Linked DNA regions of Homo sapiens: region 1 is linked to region 2. A link is an interaction called in ENCODE POLR2A ChIA-PET data of the cell type or tissue named here. Cell type or tissue: Panc1. All regions are shown on one strand. Each heading gives the region's core, and the rest is flanking DNA. Links, peaks and the distances in the headings are about the cores only.

Evidence for each region. Peaks named below come from ENCODE experiments on the same cell type or tissue, not always from the same donor. Only the 100,000 strongest peaks of a DNase experiment are listed, where the experiment ranks them.
Region 1: POLR2A ChIA-PET joins it to region 2 with 19 read pairs; 2 of 35 experiments call an interaction of 5 or more read pairs at or near these places.

Annotation. Positions count from the first base shown.
Region 1 is chr3:49,455,208-49,461,995 of GRCh38, reverse strand. No RefSeq gene overlaps it. Among named protein-coding and RNA genes, the nearest start is that of DAG1, 12 kb to the left of the region's middle. RefSeq lists enhancers at 43-798, 2,311-3,066. In Panc1, for the core only: no CTCF peak of the experiment used is centred there; no DNase peak of the experiment used is centred there; H3K27ac peaks cover 658 bases.
Region 2 is chr3:49,130,721-49,138,703 of GRCh38, reverse strand. LAMB2 (laminin subunit beta 2) reads left to right here and starts at 5,654. Exons shown (of 32, transcript NM_002292.4): 1 at 5,654-5,912; 2 at 6,041-6,213; 3 at 6,299-6,434; 4 at 6,515-6,588; 5 at 6,981-7,169; 6 at 7,262-7,325; 7 at 7,552-7,754; 8 at 7,844-7,964. The coding sequence starts at 5,837. It overlaps LOC124909377 (a long non-coding RNA gene), which reads right to left and starts at 5,836. Exons shown (of 2, transcript XR_007095905.1): 1 at 5,085-5,836. RefSeq lists a silencer at 2,174-2,468, a cis regulatory region at 4,001-4,214 and enhancers at 4,748-5,563, 6,381-7,196. In Panc1, for the core only: no CTCF peak of the experiment used is centred there; a DNase peak (open chromatin) is centred at 5,629; H3K4me3 peaks cover 2,624 bases; H3K27ac peaks cover 2,566 bases.

The DNA.
Region 1 (6,788 bases), core at 541-4,540, 330 kb before region 2:
GAGAGAAAGCAACAGATGGGAGAGCAGGCACCAGCACTATATTTAACCAGGCTGGGCTTTGCCAGAAAGGTAGGATCCCAGGAGCAAGGGGCATGGTAGCTGAAAGATGGGAGCAAGGAGGAGGAGGAGGAGGAGAAGGAGGGTGGGAGGGCCAGGGCAGGCAGTGCCCTCAGGCCTCCAGGAAGGAATGCAGTTGGGTGAGGGGTGAGGGGACAGCAGCTGAGCTCCAGGCTTGCAGCCCTTCTTTCCCCTGTAGGTGGGAAAAGAAAGGTGGGAGCACAGAGGAGGGGTTGGGGAGGAGAGAGCAGGCAGAGTGGAGGCAGAGATGGGGGTCATGTGGAGGAGGGGCAACAGGCATCAGGGAAGTCAAGTCAGAACAAGCATTTAGAGAGAAAATTTCTCACTTGTCCTTCCTCCACCTTCCCTGGAATGCAGAGAGGCCACTCCCCTCCTTCCAGCCCCAGGAGAGAAAGGTCAAAGGGGAAGGGACATGGTGGAGGAAGGGCTCCCTTGGGCCTGGATATACTCCTGGTATACTCAGTATGTAAGGACTTCAGGGGAGACCCAGCATGGCCCATCAGAGAGGGCCCAGCGTCAACTGCCTGGGGAAAGGAAACCCATGGACTGGGCCAATGGCAGAGGTGGGAGAAAGGAGAGAGTGGAGAGGAGAGGGTAGCTGGGGAGCAGGGAGCAGTTGGGGAAGGTCCTGCCTTAAGATGGATTCCAGGGCAAACCCCCACCTACCTCCCCCAGAGCTACTGCTTGACACAAGCATGCTGGAGGCCTTCAGGACAGGTGTAGGGTCACCTGGTAGGCACAAAGCCCAGGCCAGCTGTCCCATCCATCTCTGGGATGCTCTGGGCCGGTGACCCTCAAACGTCCCTCCCAGCAGCTGTCACTTAACCAAGCTGGACAGAATTTCTGGCTGGGGTCGCCCACGAATATGTGTGACCCTCAGGAAAAGGTCTATGTCCATCAGATGAGTTAACTATGCTGGACCTGGCAGGGGACCCCAGGGACTAGGAAGGCCTGGAGTGGGAAGTATTAGGGGCTGAGCTCAGAACTGGCGTTTAAGGTAAGAAAGAGAGAGACCCCAGCTTGAAGCCCAGGTTGTGGGCCTTCAGGGGTGGGCATGACTGGCTATAGCATGGTAGTGGCTCTCTGCAGAGGCACTCACATGTCCCCAGTGCCATACAAAAACCCATTCATGGTGTGTGGAGGGTTTTTCTAGAAAAGGTTAAAAGAAATATTTCATCATCTCCATGCCCTGGGATACTTAAAAGAATGTAGCAGCTGATATAAAGGTGAGGACATGTAGGTGTGAGGAAGGCTGCTCCAGGGCCCAGCAGCTGCTCCTCCTACCTTGGGGAAATCCCAGGGAGAAAGCCTGGTCTCAGCTGACCCCCTATTCTTCCTCTGCCCAAAACCCCCCTATACTCACTCTGCTGCCTGGGGCTCTCAGCAATTTGTTCAAGGTCAGCAGCACTGAGGCCCTGGCCGGCAGAGAAGTGGGAAATCTCAGGCCTCCTCAGGACACCTACAACCACTGGGAACAGACTTGTTTCTAGTAAGCCCCACTGAGCTCACAGGAGGCAGAGCTCAGGGATGCCCAGGCCCACTTGCTGTCACAGTCAAGGTCTTACCCAGGGTCAAGGCCCCAAGGGCTGGGTGTGCACAAGCAGGTGCGCTGGTGCCTGCCTCTGACTGACTGGGGCCTTGGGCAAAGACTTCTCTCTGTATCCTTTCCCCCTCTGACTCCTGTGGACCAGAGCTTTCCAAAGGGCCCTTAGGAATCCTAGGTTCTGTTTGTTTGGTTTTTTTTAGAGGGTGTCTCACTCTGTCGCCCAGGCGGGAGTGCAGGCACAATCTCGGCTCACTGCAACCTCCACCTCCTGGGTTCAAGCAATTCTCCTGCTTCAGCCTCCCGAGCATCTGGGATTACAGGTGTGTACCACCACACCCAGCTAATTTTTGTATTTTTAGTAGAGACGGGGGTTTTGCCATGTTGGACAGGATGGTCTCAATCTCCTGACCTCAGGTGATCTGCGTACCTTGGCCTCCCAAAGTGCTGGGATTACAGGGGTGAGCCACTGTGTCTGGCCTTCTGTTTGCTTTTCTTCCTAGGAATAGGATCAAGCCACAGGAGTGAATAAGGAAAGAGGAGGGTGGGGAAAGAGAAAATTCAACCCAGGAATGAGGAGTCGGGGGGAGTCCTGAGGTGGGGCCGAGCAGCCTAGGAGGATAGCCTTTGGGGGAACCTCTGGAAGGAAGAGGAGAGCACTTGGTTCCCTCCCTACTCCCAATCCCCCAACCCCACACATTCTTTCCCTGAAGAATTCCAGCTGCATTTGCATGCATGAGAACCAGGCAGTCCCTTTGGCATGGACATGCTTCCGTCCCCGTTTCCTGGGTACCCTCCCTCAATTCCCTCCCACCCGCACCAGCTCTCCTTTCCCATGCTTAGGCAACTAGAGAGCTTCCTCACCTGCTGCTGCCAGGCCTCCTCCCTCCCTCTTCCTGCAGCTGTTCCCAGACAGCTGGATGAGGGTGGGACACTGTCCCTGGCTGACCTGCCACAACCTCCCCCTCCCCTGTCTTGATGGCTTTGCTGCCCACCCTTGCAGATGTCCTTGGCCTCAAATTCTGGAGACCCTCCCCCACTGGCCACCACAGACGTGGGCTGCCTACCCGCTTGCCTTGCCAGCAGCAACAGCTGCTGCTGTTCCCAGGCTCCTCTAGGGCCAAGGTCCCCCTGCCTCCTATCGGCCTGAGGTGCCAGCCTCTACCCTGCACCCCCCGTGTCTTCTTGGGCCTTGGTCGTCTGAATACCTTCTCCCTCCTAAGAACAATGGTCTGCAGAAGGAGGGGCTACAGGGCCCTGTCCTCAGCTGGAGACTCTGCGTGCAGCACACTGCTAATCCAGTCCACTGTGGCACCAGCCAGAGCTAACTTCCAAACCCAAATCTACCTATGATCCTGCTCTGCTCAGCATTCTTCCTGTCTTCCAGCTGCTGGAGGACAAGGATCCCTCACGTGCCCCCTGACCAGCCTCCTGGTCCTATCCCCTCCACTTTACCTCACCTCTTCCTGCTTCTTCACCCTCCACTTCTCCCCATGCCTCTCCACTTCCACATCTTTCTTTTTTGAAACGGAGTCTCGTTCTGTCGCCCAGGCTGGAGTGCAGTGGCATGATCTCGGCTCACTGCATCCGCCTCCTGGGTTCAAGCAGTTCTTCGCCTCAGTTTCCCAAGTAGCTGGGACTATAGGCACCCGCTACCATGCCCAGCTAATGTTTGTGTTTTTAGTAGAGACGGGGTTTCATCATATTGGCCAGGCTAGTCTCGAACTCCTGACCTTGTGATCCGCCCACCGGCCAAAGTTTTGGGATTACAGGTGTGAGCCATTGCGCCCGGCCATGAATGAAATTTTGATTGAAAATTAGGCCTCTAGCCAGTCGCGGTGGCTCACACCTGTAATCCCAGCACTTTGGGAGGCCCAGGTGGATGGATCGCCTGAGGTCAGGAGTTTGAGACCAGCCTGACCAACAAGATGAAACCCCATCTCTACTAAAAATGCAAAAATTAGCTGGGCGTGGTGACCGGCACCTGTAGTCCCAGCTACTCAGGAGGCTGAGGCAGGAGAATCGCTTGAACCTGGGAGGTGGATGTTGCAGTGAGCTGAGATCGCACCACTGCACTCCAGCCTAGGTGACAAAGCGAGGGTCTGCCTCAAAAAAAAAAAAAAAGAAAAGGAAAAAAGAAAATTAGGCCTATTGCCGGGCATGGTGGCTCGTGCCTGTAACCCCAACACTTTGGGAGGCTGAGGCGGGTGGATCACCTGAGGTCAGGAGTTCGAGACCAGCCTGGCCAACGTGGTGAAGCCCCATATCTACTAAAAATACAAAAAATTGGCCAGGTGCGGTGGCTCACACCTGTAATCCCAGCACTTTGGGAGGCCAAGGCTGGTGGATCACCTGAGGTTGGGAGTTCGAGACCAGCATGACCAACATGGAGAAACCTTATCTCTACTGAAAAATACAAAATTAGCCAGGCGTGGTGGCACATGTCTGTAATCCCAGCTACTCTGGAGGCTGAGGTGGAAGAATCGCTTGAACCCAGGAGGCAGAGGTTGCGGTGAGCCAAGATCTCTCCATTTGCACTTCAGCCTGGGCAACAAGAGCGAAACTGTGTCTCAAAAAAAAATTAATTAATTAAAAATACAAAAAATTAGCTGGGCATGGTGGCATGTGCCTGTAATCCCAGCTACTCCGTAGGCTGAGGGAGGATTGCTTGACCCCGGGGGGCGGAGGTTGCAGTGAGCCTAGATTGTGCCATTGCACTCCAGGCTAGGCAACAAGAGTGAAACTCTGTCTCAAAAAAAAAAAAAAAAGAAGAAAAATAGGCCTCTTGGATATTTTAGTCTGTGCTGGAGACCTGTAGCTTTCTGGAAAGACCTTCCACAGAGTCCCATTGGCAATTTTGAGCCCAAATTCCACAAGCCCACACACTTTCAAGGACATGCAAGGATGTCCAGCCTCCTGCAGGATAAATTAAGCCCCACCCTCACCCTACCCTAAGCAACAGGGACCTCCATGTGAGAAGGCCACATGGAGGAGGAGTTGGTCAAGACTTACCAGTCTCCTCCTCTCTCCTCGACCCCCATAGATACTCTCACTTGTGAAGGTTCCTCTTCCACCTACCCAAGTTTTGCCCACCCCACTCAAGAACAACACCCCCAAGCCTTCCTGACATCTGACTCCTCATTGTCTAGGAAACCTCAAGCTTCTAGAGGGCAATGATTGCCCTTGATAATAAGTTACCATCGGGCCGGGCGCGGTGGCTCACGCCTGTAATCCCAGCACTTTGGGAGGCCGAGGCGGGCGGATCACGAGGTCAGGAGATCGAGACCATCCCGGCTAAAACGGTGAAACCCCGTCTCTACTAAAAATACAAAAAATTAGCCGGGCGTAGTGGCGGGCGCCTGTAGTCCCAGCTACTTGGGAGGCTGAGGCAGGAGAATGGCATGAACCCGGGAGGCGGAGCTTGCAGTGAGCCGAGATCCCGCCACTGCACTCCAGCCTGGGCGACAGAGCGAGACTCCGTCTCGAAAAAAAAAAAAAAAAAAAAAAAAAAAAAAAAAAAAAGTTACCATCACTGAGCGCTGTCCTATATCTTTGGCACACGATATCTCACCATGCCTTCCAGCAACCCTCTGTCACAGTTATTATTGGCCCCACGTTACAGATGAGAAAACTGAGGCCCAAAGGTTAAGTCACTTACTAAAAGTCCCATAGCCAGTAAGTGGCCAAGCTATGGATCTGTGCTTATCTTTGTAACCTTTACTGGGCCTGGCCCAGAATAAGAATTCCACTAATGCTTGCTGAATGAGTCAATGAATGGATACAATTCCATCAAAACTATAGCTACCAGGACCTATCCAACCCTAGGGCCCAGGACACAGAGGCCTTGGAGCCATGTAAGGGGCTTCCAGACCAGTCCAGGAAGAACAAGGCTAGGTTTCTGTCCCTCTCCCACCTTGGGCATGTGGCCAGCAGCTACTTTGAACTTACCTTGGTGGAGTCTTGACACTGTTGAATTATGGGAGTAGTTAGGATCCAGAGACAGAGAGAAGAGGTTGCAGGGCAACATCAGTAAGGAAGAAAAGGCAGAGGCCTCCAGGTTGGCTCACCCCCTTAAAAAAGCAGCAAAAAGGCTGGGTGCAGTGGCTCAAGCCTGTAATCCCAGCACTTTGGGAGGCCAAGGCAGGTGGATCACCTGAGGTCGGGAGTTCAAGGCCAGCCTGAGCAACATGGTGAAACCCCGTCTCTACTAAAAATACAAAAATTAGCCGGGTGTGGTGGCGTGCACCTGTGATCCCGGCTACTTGGGAGGGTGAGACAAGAGAATCGCTTGAACCCGGGAGGTGGAGGTTGCAGTGAGCCAAAATAACACCACTGCACTCCAGCCTGGGCAACAAACAGAGCGAGACTTCCTCTCAAAAAAAAAAAAAAAAAAAAAAAGCAGCAAAAAGGCCTAGGGCCCATTGGATGAACAAAGATATTCTCAGGGTGGCCTGATTATAGGGTCTTCTGCAGTTCTGGGGTTTAGTCTAAGCCCACTTCAGTCGTTATTTGTACTCAGGGTAAGGAATTGGGAGGAGGGCAGGGAAGTAGCCAAATCAAATCATAAAGCCCTTTATTGAGCACCTACTCCATTCCTAGACATTCAAGAAGGCAAAAAGCTGAGAAATAGAAGTCATAGGCAGGGCAGCTGAGAAGCATGTGTTTCTGCTCTTGGGTAGCAAAAGCTGCACCCAGGAAACAAGGAGGTGTGAGGGCCTGGTCTGAGAAGGCCACATGGAGGAGGGATCACTGTAGTGGAGTCTTTGGAGAGGGGAGCAGCTGAATTTCCTACTGGCTTGGTGAACTCCCAGGAAGAGTTCAGCAGTAGCAGGACATGTCCAAGCCTGGTCAGATGGACAAGAATGGTGCAGAGGTGATTGTCCCAGCAGGCCTTGACCAGGCATCCTAGACTTTGCTGGAACTTGCCTGACTCTGAGCAGAATGATCTGGAGTATGGGTCAAGCAGGGGGAGCACAGGGAAAAAGATAGGGGAACTGACAAGAGAGCCATCTGGGCAGCCTCCTGCTGGGCCTTGCATTGCCCCACACAAAGGTCATCTCATTCCTGATTCCTTTCATAATGAAATAAAAGGTGCCCATAATGAGGCCCATGGTGGGACGTGGTGGGACCTGGTGGGGCCCAGTGACTTCAGCAGCAGGACATGGGT
Region 2 (7,983 bases), core at 3,984-7,983:
CTGGAGTACAGTGGCATGATCTTAGCTCACTACAGCCTCAACCTCCCAGGTTCAAGTGATCCTCCCACCTCATCCTGCTGAGTAGCTGAGACTACAGCACACGCCGCCACACCTGGCTAATTTTTAAATTTTTTTGTAGAGACAGGATCTCCCTATGTTGCTCAGGCTGGTCTCAAACTCCTGAGCTCAAGTGATCCTCCTGCCTCAGCCTCCCAAAGTGGTGGGGTTACAGGTGTGAGTCACTGCACCTGGCCCATCCTTCAGGTCTCTCGAAGGTAAGGCTAGAGCTAGTGTCATCTGCTCTCTACCCTGACCCTATCTCTCCTCTGCAGCCTGTGCCTGTGACCCACAGGGCTCCATCTTGCCCAGCTGTGATTCACACATGGGCACCTGCTTCTTCAGAGAGGGCATCTTAGGGCTGAGGTGCCAGGCATGTGCTCATGGCTCCAGAGGTGCCTTCCCACACTGCACCTCCTGTCCCACCTGCTTCACCTTCTGAGACCAACTCCTGGCTCTGCTCCCACTGCAGCTGGAAGCTGTGGCCCAAGAGGTGGCCACCCTATGCTAGGGGATGCCTGGTGGGGGTGTTAGGGGCCAGGGTGGACACCTGCAGGTCCTAGATTGGGTACTGTAGCAGGCACAGGCTGCTCCCTCCAACCTGGGACCCTGCCCACTGTTCAGTGGGCTCTTGTTGCCTTCCACAACTCCTCCCATAGCCTGGACATAGAGTCACAGCCTTGGAGCAGCATCAACAACAGGTACACAGCCAGGGGGACTGTGGGTGGGAGCCATGGGGGAGTCACAGGAAACCATGGCTTGGACATGGTGTTGTAGGCAACATATTCCACATCTGACCCACGCCCACCAGCTGCAGCAAATCCAGGCCATAGCAAGCTCCACAGGAATCCAGGCACAGGAGACATGGTATTGGGAAAGGGGACCTTGGGGCATGACTGCCATGACCCACATGCAAGCAGCCGTGCAGATCATCCAGCGCTTCCTCATGGGTACATATCTGCTTGTTGCATGTCTGTTCACAGCCAAGGGCAGGGTTAATAGGGTATGCAGGACACTATCATGATACTCCTTCCAGAATGAGGAATATTCATCAGGGCTGACCAGGGGTCAAGTGGGAACACTAGTGTGTGCGTAAATTTTTTTTTTTTTTTTGAGAGGGAGTCTTGCTCTGTCACCCAGGCTGGAGTGCAGTGGTGCAATCTCGGCTCACTGCAACCTGCGCCCCCCGGGTTCAAGCGATTCTCCCACCTCAGCCTCCCAAGTAGCTGGGATTACAGGCACACTGTAATTTTTTTTTGTATTTTTAGTAGAGACGGGGTTTCACCATCTTGGCCAGGCTGGTCTTGAACTCCTGACCTCATGATCCACCCGCCTTCGCCTCCCAAAGTGCTGGGATTACAGGCGTGAGCCACCGCATCTGGCCATGTGTGTAGATAAATTTTTAACAACTGGCTGTGAGTCAGGGGAAACTGATTTTTAGCATTTGTCAATATCCATGATGTAAGTAATGCTATCATGATTGATTTCAGTCCATACCATTTGACAACTTATTTGCAAAATTCCTGAAAATTTAACAATTGGCTCTTTTTATTTTAGTATTATTATTATTATTTTTGAGAGGGAGAGTCTCGCTCTGTCACCCAGGCTGGAGTGCAGTGGCGTGATCTCGGCTCACCACAACCGCCACCTCCTGGGTTCAAGCGATTCTCCTGCCTCAGCCTTCTGAGTAGCTGGGATTACAGGCACCCGCCACCACATCCAGCTAATTTTTGTTATTTTTAGTAGAGATGAGTTTTCACTACATTGGCCAGGCTGGTCTCAAACTCCTGACCTTGTAATCTGCCTGCCTTGGCCTCCCAAAGTGCTGGGATTACCCTTTTTTTATTATCATTTTATTTTTTATTTTTTTTAGAGACAGAGTCTCGCTCTGTCACCCAGGCTAGAGTGCAGTGGTGTGATCTTGGCTCACTGCAAGCTCCGCCTCCCGGGTTCAAGCAATTCTCCTGCCTCAGCCTCCTGAGTAGCTGGGAGTACAGGCACATGCCACCATGCCTGGCTAATTTTTTGTATTTTAGTAGAGATGGGTTTTCACCGTGTTGCTCAGGCTGGTCTCGAACTCCTGAGCTCAGGCAATCTGCCTGCTTCGGCCTCCCAAAGTGCTGGGATTACAGGCGTGAGCCACTGCGCCCGGCCAACAATTGCCTCTTGTAAGCCTCCAGCACACCACTGGATAGTTGTGTCTAAGGCAGGATCAGTGAGAGGCTAGGGTCAGGGTTTGTTGGCTCAGAGTTCAGGGTTCAGGCCTAAGATCCCTACCCTCTTCCCCACAGACAAAGGTGTGGACACCACAAGTGTGGAGCTGGCTGTCAGTGCCCCTTCCCCAAGGTGGGGGCAGTAGGCATTGCTCTTCTGCTGGGTCAGATCCAGGGTGCTCTCCCTGTACCGGATGCCATGGGCCAGAAGCTGCCCAAAGCTGAAGGCATCCTCCATCAGGCAGAGTGAACCAGGTGAAGGGCCAGGAGGCTGGAGGTGGAAGTCAGAGGGTGGCCAGAAAAGGGATGCCTAACTGAACACCTGTGTTCTTCAAGGAGGGTACAACCTGGGCCCAGCACCAAGCACTGGATGTTCAGGGGGTGCTGGCTGAGGGGGGAATGGAACTCATGCAGGGGCCGCAGAGCAAGGGCTACAGGAAGTGAAGCTGGCACTTGAAGGCCTGGAGGGCACTGTACAGGAGGTGATACCCTACTTGTACCCTCAGCTCCTTTACATCCCTTGTTCAATGACTGCTGTGATTTCCATTCTCCCTGAGATCCTTGACTCACTATGATACCACAGTGCTACCAAGTACCTTGACCGTGATAACACTCAGCCTAGTTGCTACTGTGCTGTGTCCTCTCTGTGACCCCCTAACCTTTGCCCCAGGTAGTAGGGCGCCTGGCCCAGATGGCACTGGCAGTTGAGGTGACCCCAGTCCCAGGGCGTCTGTCCAGTGTAGCTAAGGTGCTCAGGGCATGTTTTGTCCTGAGTCAGCAGCAGGCCCAGGAGGCAGAAGAATGGGCAGCATGAGTCGTAGGCAGGGCTGAGGGCCTGGGCAAGATGAAATGGGGAAGAGTGGGCACTGGGGTCTCAGGGACCCCTCTGGAACAGTGGAAAGTGGGGTTTGGGCTGGGGCTGGGCTATACTGGACTGAGGCGGGATCTCAGTTCTAAATTCTCCTTTTCTCCAGGAACCTTAGGCAGTAATATATTTGAGGCAATATATTCTGGGTGGGGTGGGGATTCAGGTCCAGCCCTGCCCTAGGAGTTGTAGGTGGCCCCTTTGGCTGTGGCCGAGCTGCAGGAGGACACATATGGCCTGGTAGCCACTGTGCAGGATGCAAAAGAATGGGTGCAGCAGGCTTGAGCTGAGGCCCAGGAGCTCCTGAAGAAGGCATAAAGCAGCTTCAGCTGCCTGCATGGTGCATGGCTGGCCTGCAATAGGGCAGGCACAGGGAACGGCTTAGGGTCAGATGGAAAGGTCAGGGCCAGAATAGGGATGTTGTGGAAGGGTTAAGGCTGGGTCCAGATCAGATCTTGACTCATGTAGGGATCAGGGCTAGGGTCAAGGTTTAGACCAGGGATCAAGTGTTGATTAGGTTCAGGGTTTATTTAAGGTTAGGGCTGGGTCAGGGTCAGGGTTGTGATAGAGACTGGGACCAGGATCAGAGGTTAGAGCCAGGGGTCAGAGCCTGGCTCAGATGACCTGACCCCAGGGTTGGAGTGCCGCCTGACACAGAATGCACAGGCACTGGGCAAGAAGGCAGCCACCCTGCAGGCCCTGGAGCAGCAGGCAGCTGAGCTGCTTGGGCACATGATGTGCTTTGCCACCAATAAGTATGCCACCTGCTAATTACTGTCTATGGAAGCCATTAAGAAGGACTGTGGGATCACCTGGGTAACTCAAAGTGGCCCTAGAGTGATCCAGGAATCTCCTGGCCTTGGGAGACCAAAGATCCTACTGAGTGCCCACTGACCCTGAGTGACCCCCCCATGTGGCCCCACGATGTCCCCCAGTGGCCCTCTGACCTTGAGAAAGCAGACAGATCATGTAACTCCCTGAGGCCATCTAGTGTCCCAGACCTTGATACACCTTTATCTCTGAGTGATCTAAAACTGTGAGACTACAGTGCTGGCATTCTCCACTCAAAATAAATAGATGGGGCCTGGCACTATTTACTGGCTCATGCCTGTAATCCCAGCGCTTTCGGAGGCAGAGGCGGGAGGATCACCTGAGATCAGGAGTTCAAGACCAGCCAAGCCAACATGGTGAAACCCCATGTCTACTAAAAATAGAAACATTAGCTGGGCGTGGTGGTGGGCGCCTGTAATCCTAGCTACTTGGGAAGCTGAGGCAGGAGAATCGCTTGAACCTGGGAGGCAGAGGTTGCAGTAAGCGGAGATCTCGCCACTGCACTCCAGCCTGGGTGACAGAGCGACACTCTGTCTCAAAAAAAAAAAAAAAATTAAAATTCTCAGTAATTTCTAGTATCCCTGATCCCCCAGGTTGACTACATGATCCTCAGGGTGACTGGAGACCTCTACTCCGGATATCCAGAATAACTCCCAGCGATGCCTAAAGTCCAACGGATTGACTGACCCCCACCCAACCCTCACCCAACCCCCACCCCCGCCGCCCCCATGCTCCTTTGTGAAGTGGGGTGATTCCCCTGAGGAACTATCATCAGCTTTCTTCCCTGGATGGCAGCTCAGGGCACTCCCTGCCGGGACTGTGGAGGCGGCAGGCCAGACCCAGCCCTAAAGACCGGAGGACCCCATGTTTCCCCCAGCTTCCCGTTCCCAGGGCCCTGGGTGGGGCGCGCCCCATATCCCCCACCCACTTTCCTCCTTCTCTCCCCCTCCACGCCGCCGCGCACATTCCAACCCCAGGCTCCTGCGATCCCGGCAGGCCAAAAAGTCTGGAGCGGATAAATAGCCACAAGATCCGGAGTCGCTCGCCGTAGCTCTGGTCCACCACCCAGAGCCTATTTCCATACAGGGAAACCCGCAGCACTTCTCGTGCCTACTTACCGTAGTGACTAGTGGGGGAGGCAGTGACCCCCCTGGAGCTGTGCTTCGGGCTGGGTGTGCACTTTCCCCATCTCTCCCCCAGCCCCATTCTGTCCAGTCCCTAGGACTACCCGAGAGCCCCCCACAGCCCTGAATAGGGGCATGTGTTGCTCCTGCTTGTGCCCTCCAGCCTCTCTGTTGATGCTGGAGCCCTGGGATCAAACGGCTGAGTTGATGGTAATTTCCACGGCGCCCATGACGCTGAGGGGAAAAGGCTACGGTCTCCTTGGTCCAGAGTTGGAGATCCCGAAGATCTCTCATTTGCTCCTGCCATGCCCCCAACTTCGTGAGCCCTCTTCCAAGGATAGTTTAAAGCACCAAACCCCTTACCTTCCCCTGGCCCTCGTATAGGTGTGGGCTTGGGGGCACAATAAAGATTTGTGGGTGAAGTGGTCTGTCTCTGGTTCCTGGGGCGAAGGCAGTTTCCGGAGGGAAGGGGTAGGGTTGGGGTGGGGGCGCTCTCCGCCCGGTGTTGCGCTCCTTCCCAGAATCCGCTCCGGCCTTTCCTTCCTGCCGCGATTCCCAACTTTGCTCAAAGTCGCTGGACTCTAAGCTGTCGGAGGGACCGCTGGACAGACCTGGGAACTGACAGAGGGCCTGGAGGGAAACAGGCCAAAGACCCACAGGCAGAGTTGACACGGAACCCCAAAGCAAGGAGGAGGGCTCGGGCCCGAGACCGTTCACCTCCCCTTATCCCTGTTCCCCTCTTCAGGATGGAGCTGACCTCAAGGGAAAGAGGGAGGGGACAGCCTCTGCCCTGGGAACTTCGACTGGGCCTACTGCTAAGCGGTGAGAGGGCCTGGTGGGGGCTGGGGGTTGTGGAATGTGATGGTAGGTCCTGGTAGTTGCCCTTGGGGCACATGAGGTGGAGCCACTGGATAGGAACTCAGCGGAACTGACTGAGCTACTGTCCCCAGTGCTGGCTGCCACACTGGCACAGGCCCCTGCCCCGGATGTGCCTGGCTGTTCCAGGGGAAGCTGCTACCCCGCCACGGGCGACCTGCTGGTGGGCCGAGCTGACAGACTGACTGCCTCATCCACTTGTGGCCTGAATGGCCCCCAGCCCTACTGCATCGTCAGTCACCTGCAGGTGTGGCTGGGGACAGGGTGTGACGCCGAGTCAGGGTGGGGCTGGCACTGCCTGAGGCACTGATTCTAATCCCCATCCAACCCAGGACGAAAAGAAGTGCTTCCTTTGTGACTCCCGGCGCCCCTTCTCTGCTAGAGACAACCCACACAGCCATCGCATCCAGAATGTAGTCACCAGCTTTGCACCACAGCGGCGGGCAGCCTGGTGGCAGTCAGAGAATGGTGAGGCCATGGGTGGGGCAAAAGTGAGCAGGGCTGCCCACCAGTAGCTTTGAGTCCTTGACTTCCGATTCCTGTCCCAGGTATCCCTGCGGTCACCATCCAGCTGGACCTGGAGGCTGAGTTTCATTTCACACACCTCATTATGACCTTCAAGGTGCCTGCATATCTGGGAGCCTGCCCGAATCACCCTGCTTGGCTCTCCATTGCCCCTGGACAGAGCCTCAGCTCCTTAACACAGCCTCCTTGAGCATGGATGCAGGAGGCTCCTTCATCCCTTCACACCTTCCATTTGCCTCCAGGCCTTTGCACATGCTCTTCTGCCTTTCCAATCCCAGGCTGGGTCAGGCGCTGTCTCCCTGAGCCCCATGAACCCTGAGTCTCCCCATTAGAGGTGGCTACCTTTGCTGGTCATTATCTGGCTTCCACCAGTCACCCCCACTCTCTGTGAGCTATTTGAGGGCAGTCTTGGGCTGAGCAGGGCTCTTGATGGCTCTGGGTTGGGCTTGGGTCCTGGTGCCTGCTGATCAGCTATGCCCCCCTACCCAGACATTTCGCCCTGCTGCCATGCTGGTGGAACGCTCAGCAGACTTTGGCCGCACCTGGCATGTGTACCGATATTTCTCCTATGACTGTGGGGCTGACTTCCCAGGAGTCCCACTAGCACCCCCACGGCACTGGGATGATGTAGTCTGTGAGTCCCGCTACTCAGAGATTGAGCCATCCACTGAAGGCGAGGTGAGGGCTGGCATCTGGGCTGGGGGCTGGAAGCTGGGGATGATGGGCCTGAGGCAAGGTCCAGTGTGACTATGAACTCCCTGCTTCTCCAGGTCATCTATCGTGTGCTGGACCCTGCCATCCCTATCCCAGACCCCTACAGCTCACGGATTCAGAGTGAGTGCTCCACCCTTTGAGTCTGGCACAGTCCGTGTCCGGCTAGGGACTATTTGGGGCCTCAGTAACTATTTTGGGTGCTTCCTAGGGCAGGTGCCAAGCCCAGTTTAGCTCGGGTGGCAGTGTATAGGAGGTCTTTCAAGGTGACCTTGGCAGCTGAGCCCCTGGGTGGACATGGGGCAGCAAGGGCCTGCCTGGTCAGTTGGCCCCCCTTCCCCCGCCTCAGACCTGTTGAAGATCACCAACCTACGGGTGAACCTGACTCGTCTACACACGTTGGGAGACAACCTACTCGACCCACGGAGGGAGATCCGAGAGAAGTACTACTATGCCCTCTATGAGCTGGTTGTACGTGGCAACTGCTTCTGCTACGGACACGCCTCAGAGTGTGCACCCGCCCCAGGGGCACCAGCCCATGCTGAGGGCATGGTAAGGGGCTTCAGACGGTTGGGATAGGGCTAGGGGCAGGGGCGGACATGGCTGAGCAGTGCTGACAACCTACCTGCCAACCTCTATAGGTGCACGGAGCTTGCATCTGCAAACACAACACACGTGGCCTCAACTGCGAGCAGTGTCAGGATTTCTATCGTGACCTGCCCTGGCGTCCGGCTGAGGACGGCCATAGTCATGCCTGTAGGAGTGAGTGAGATCTTGGCCT